Regions from separate parts of the Homo sapiens genome. Here region 2 is linked to region 1. A link is a loop called in an ENCODE intact Hi-C map of the cell type or tissue named here. Cell type or tissue: left ventricle myocardium inferior. All regions are shown on one strand. Links, peaks and the distances in the headings refer to the core of each region. The heading gives the core; the rest is flanking DNA.

Region 1 (2,925 bases), core at 120-2,619:
CAAGGGCGGGGGGATTTCAAGTGTGACCTAGTTTTGTTGTTGTTGTTGTTGTTGTAATGGAAGGAAGATAGATTTTGGTATATTTGTTTCACATTTTACCCTGAAGACCACATGACATATCACTTTGTTTTATGTTAAGAGGGATTCTTCTTAGAGTGTTGTGTTGCTTTGCAAATGGAAAGGCAGGGCTATGCTTCCAATGACTCTGCCTTGAAATAATTTAAATTTAGGCCAGAAAGTTTAGCAATTTATGATAAATATTGAGAATAAGCAAATTTGCAATTTTCAGGGAAGTCTGGAAGATTCCTTTTTCATATTAATAAAAGGTTGCTCAGTATGAACCATGCAAGTGGAAAAATTTCTTTTGGTTGAAACACCAAATCTGCTATGTTAGATTTAGAAGAAATACATTTCTTTTCCTTGATCTTAAATTTCTTGGAAAGTACTCCTCTGAAAGTTTTAGAAATAAAATAGTCAGCAACAATAATAATCATGATAACTGGTAATAATAATAGCTTTGCCTGTATGCATGCCATTTGTTTTTCAAAGATTAACCACATACATTTACTTAGTTGATCAAAGCACCTTCCCTTGCCTGAAAATTCGGTTCAATTTACCTTGAGAATATTTGGTCTCAGGCAGTCACAACTGGCCACAGTAGGAATGGCTTTTAAACAGCAGTGAGCACCCTGTCAGGAATATAACAAAGTTTAGCAGGTGTTGCTTTGGTTTTCTGGAACTGTAAATAAATTCCAGAGATATTCATACTTACACATGCTGAGGGCTTGGCGAAACTGTGTTCAAAAATCACACACCACTTAATAAATGGGTTCATAATTTCTTTCAGCTAAAGACACTGTGGATGGATATGCAATGTCTGATTAAAAATAAGGAATAGGGATTAATTTTGATTATTTGGAAAGAATGTGGCTGCATATCAAATAACGTCTTTAATCTGACTTTTTAAAAAACTGGCTGAAAAATCACTGAAAAGCATGGAACCCAGTGGAAAATTGGATCAGATGTGCTATATTTATAGCCACACAAATAAACACATTTCGAATTCTGTTTGTTGGAAGCCTTTACTGTTTTGTAACAAGGTAGCGCTCCCTTTGAAATGGGAACCCTGCCATCTAGTGAGCATTTTGGGTATCGCATCTCAGATCATTCCTCAACACAAATAGGTTAAATTAAATCTTGAGTTATTTTAGAGTTGCAGTATATTGTAAGTATTTATAGACGGAGAAATTGAAGGAAGAGGGTTGAAAGATTTTTTCAAAAAGGCTCACATTAGTCTAATGGCAGTGTTTTAAATAATATCAAAATAACTGGGTTCTCAAACACAAAAATGTATTATTCAATAGGCACAAGATTAACTCTTTCCTTTTATCTAACAACATTTTTGCTATATAAACCACTGGTTATTCAGTGAAGACCTTCTTAACTATTCACAGTTAGTCTATGAAACAAATTCTATATTATTTTTTAGTTAATTATTCCAGGGGTTAAATTTCAATGGTTCATTAAAAAATGATTTGCTTTTGGCTTCATTTTTGCTTTTGGCTTTCTTTCATGAAAGAAATAATGCATAGTCAGATAATAATCTGAAATATTTGTATAATTCATCGAGTCTTTAACTTTTCTATTGAGTTTCTTAAAAAAAATTGACTGGTCTTGAAAATCATATCACTGTGTGTGTTAAAATTCATTGACATAAATACATGTTTTAAAAAGAAAGCTTTAACCAATTTGTGAAGGAGTATTACTTCACTAGGAAGAATCACACAAATGGAAAAAATAATTTTCTGTCATTTTAAAACATTATCTTCAAGTCATAAGGATTCTCAAGTCATTTATTTAACAAATGCATGTTGAGTCTCTACTAGATATCAGTCACTGGGAGATAGGGCATTTCTTCTCTTCAAGAAGTCTGAGGTACTAGGATAGGCAAACATACTAAGGGAGGAGACCACCCGTCATATTGTCTTATGCCCAATTTCTGCCTCCAAAGAAAGAAGAAGTAAAAACTAAAAGACAGAAATGAATTCCACAGGCAGACAGCCCAGCGCCATGCCCTGGGCCTGGTTAAAGATCGACGCCTGACCTAACCGGTTATGTTATCTACAGATTCCAGACATTGTATGGAAAAGCATTGTGAAAATCCCTGTCCTGTTCTATTCCGTTCTGATTACTGGTGCATGCAGCCCCTAGTCGTGTATCCCCTGCTTGCTCAATAGATCACGACCCTCTCACGCAGAGCCCCTTAGAGTTGTGAGCCCTTAAAAGGGACAGGAATTGCTCACTCAGGGAGCTCAGTTGTTGGAGACGTGAGTCTTGCCGAAGCTCCCGGCTGAATAAAACCTTTCCTTCTTTAACTCGGTGTCTGAAGGGTTTTGTCTGTGGTTTGTCCTGCTACAATACAAATAAATAATTATGTATGTGTCATGGACTCCCTCATAGAAGCACGCATAACATACACAGTGGAAATCGGTCAGCAGTCATGATGCTGGCTAGAGAAAGTTTCATAGACAAAGAGAAATACTTGATTTGGAGCAACAGAAGTTTCCCAAGTTAGTGATTAAGCATATTTATGTGTTTGTAAAGTTATTTTTTAAAAAAATTTTAAGGTTACAGTTTTAACAAATGCAGAAATGGTCCAAACCATTGACATTTTAAAACAATAGGGACAAAATGAAGTTTAAGAGCCCACAAAATTCCAGTCCATGTTTCATGATTTATTTCAGTCAGTGAATTTTCTATGTATACTAAACATACGGATATTTTGAGTATGTTTCTAATTTTTGTGATTATTTATGATGTGCCTGGTCTTGAATTTACAAGATTGGCTTATAACAATTATTTTCAGGATTAACATGGGGTAATTATTTGATAACCTTATCTTTTCAATAGTTTTATTGCTGATCA
Region 2 (2,925 bases), core at 305-2,804, 250 kb before region 1:
GGTGTTCTTACAACACTTTTGGCAAATCATTCAGCACCTCCCACACACAGCCAGCTCTTCACACACAATAGGAGTGCATGAAATTCAATTCACAACACTACAGCTTACACATTCCAAACTCACTGAAGAGATAAGCCTTCCAATTAATGATCTCCTTGTGTAATTGCTTTCCCTCGCTTACCCAGTTCACTTTTGATCGTGCCCTGTTACGAATTCCCTCACCTGCTTACACGGTGAGTTCCTTTCAAAGGGAACCACTGGGGGCTGCAGGAAGTGGGCTGGGTAGTTGGATACATGGTGAGATGGGTTTAGCTGGATTTTTGGCCTGTCATCTTTTAGCTTACACCTCCCTAACTGTTATATCAGGACTACCTGAGGTCTTCTTTCTTGAACTTCTGACAAGTTGTTTCCTTTGTTCCTTTTACTTCCTTTTAAGAGACTGTCCATTTTGAAGAGAATTGAATCATTGATCTCAATCTGAATGCCCCTGCAAGTCTGAAATCCAATGGTAGGACTAACCAGCTGATGACTGGTTTCCCATGGACAGAAAGCAAGCTAGGATGTCAACGCTGTCCTGTTGTATTTATGTCTTATTTATAAGACATCATTCTTACGAGTCTCTGCATCATAGGCATCTGCATGTGGCACATAGTGGGAGCTTGGCAAATATTTATTACATGGCAATATGGATGAATATTTAATAATAATTGTAAACTTAGCTTAAGGATTATTTTTAAAAACAAGATGGCAGAGATAAAAAACAGTGATTTTTTTAAAAGAAATATATACAGAAAGCAAACAGGAAGAGACGATATGAGAAGCCAAAGGTTCTGATTCCATAAGGTTGGTGGGAGCACCTGATTCTGCAATTTACAAGCGCCCAGCTGACCTTGGTAGCAGGTAGCCCTTTAAATTCTTTGAAAAACACTTGTAAACAACAAAAGCCAGTCCTAGAGTCAGAAAACAAGGGTTCATGGCTGGGAATCCAGTTCATTTCCACTATTTGCTGGTTGAGAATGAACTGGACTGAGATTCCCACCTCCACAACCCCTGCCTGTGATGAAGGTGAATGACAACAGCATTTAGCATTAGTCTCTCAGGCTAAACACAGTAAGAGTGGATTGAGACAGGCATAAGAAAACAATCCCCAAACAGAAAAGTCAGCTGTTGTTATTTAACAAAACAGAGTGGACAAAATTCCATTAAGATGAAATAGATGATTTAAAATACATATCCAGGTGATAAGCAAACAGGATTAAGAGTTGATGACTGGAACAAGTTGTCTATTATTTGTATTTCACTTTATTTTTGGTGTTTAGAGGAAATGCCTTCAGTTGGTCTTAATGGGCTATGGAAAATAATAGCACTGGAAAATTAATGGTGTACCATAGCATTCTTGACTTCTTGTTTGATGTCACCTGTCATAATCTGTACTACATCATACTCATGTCTGCAGGTTGGTGAGGCATTCACTCTATGGACAGTTATACAGGGTCTTTAGAGAATGAATCATGTGAGTGAGAATACGTCATTGGAGTTAGAGCACAAAGGGTCTTAGTTTCACTAATTTTAATGACTTGGGTTTTTCTTCACTTGAGAGTGTAATTATCCCTGATCAGCAACTCTGTCCTAAACACTCTACTAAGGGGAAGGAAGTAGATAAAGAGGAGATACCTTTATTTCCTGTTTGCTGAATCGACTGCTGGATAGACACAAGGGGGAGCTGATACAATATATAAATGAGTTTCCTACGAAAATTCAGCAGTGGCTTGAAGGTCACATGCCAGCCACGTGAAATATTTCATTCCCATTAATTCATTTCTTTTTAATGAGCACTTTAGTGAATGTTTTCAGTTATTCAGGAACCATACACAAGGGAGGGTGTGTGTGTGTGTGTGTGTGTGAGGGAAATTCAAAAATCACCAAGTCCAGTTCTTCATCCTTCAAGGCAGGGATTTCCCAAGCCTGACATAAAACAGAGTGGGATATTTACCGTATATTATTTCCTGAACCAAAACAAATTCTTCTCTGACTTTCTTAATATTGAAGAAACAAGCTCAAACTATCACAAACTAAACTAAGAAAGGTCAAAAAGAAGATCCCTTCAGAGATAATTCATAGCATAAAATTAATCTGACTTTTCATGGGTTTCTAAACTTCCCAAGTGGAAGAGCTTCTAAATCTTCCGTCTCATCTTCACATTCCCGTATATAGATCAAAGAAAGCAATTCACATCCCTCCACATTCAAGGTAATTCTGTTAAGTTCTGTTTTTCAAGTTGCCTTAAATAGCAATATTTTGAAGCTAGTCCTTCTGTATCTTGATGGTCAAAAACAATCTTTCCCTGCCTCATCCAATCCACCTATATATCTACATCCACCATTCTCTCACCTGTTTGCTCTGTCATCAGACACAGAAGAGCAACACAAGATGCAATGCATGAGGGAGACTGAAGAAAGAGTAAGGTGTATTTTAATCAGAGCATTTCTGAATTCTCCCGCTTTTGAGAAAGGTCCAGTAAATGGCCTTCCTTAGGCTTCACTGGCTTTCTCTCTCTCATTGAGAGAAATCTGTCCCGCCCTGTGAATCCAAAAGCATTTTTTTTCCTCAAAGGCAATTGTGCTCATTATCTTCTATTACAGTGATTTACCTTCTTGTTGCCTTTCCTTTAGTAGATTATAAACTCCTTATAATTTGGATTATATTTTGATTTGTTTCAGTTTTTTTCGCATAGCCAAACACCATGTTTTATACAGGATAGCGGCGACATATATGATTGTTGCACAAAGTTGTGGGGCTTTACAATATAATTACAATAGCCTGAGAAAACTTTATCTTGGTAGTTGAAAAAGTTCCATAAATATGCCGAAGCATCTCTGAAGAGTTCCTGCATTTTATTACCTACATAAAAATATTTCTACCCCC

Evidence for each region. A loop is a pair of places that touch in the nucleus more often than their neighbours do. Peaks named below come from ENCODE experiments on the same cell type or tissue, not always from the same donor. Only the 100,000 strongest peaks of a DNase experiment are listed, where the experiment ranks them.
Region 2: a loop joins it to region 1, with 2.7 times the contacts of the local background. A loop is called at or near these places in 48 of 110 quality-filtered maps.

Annotation. Positions count from the first base shown.
Region 1 is chr4:18,687,720-18,690,644 of GRCh38, reverse strand. All of the region lies in intron 2 of LOC105374510 (a long non-coding RNA gene), which reads right to left. Among named protein-coding and RNA genes, the nearest start is that of LCORL, 670 kb to the right of the region's middle. In left ventricle myocardium inferior, for the core only: a CTCF peak has its summit at 1,145 (motif pointing left); no DNase peak of the experiment used is centred there.
Region 2 is chr4:18,933,196-18,936,120 of GRCh38, reverse strand. No RefSeq gene overlaps it. Among named protein-coding and RNA genes, the nearest start is that of LINC02438, 520 kb to the left of the region's middle. In left ventricle myocardium inferior, for the core only: a CTCF peak has its summit at 1,704 (motif pointing right); no DNase peak of the experiment used is centred there; H3K27ac peaks cover 128 bases.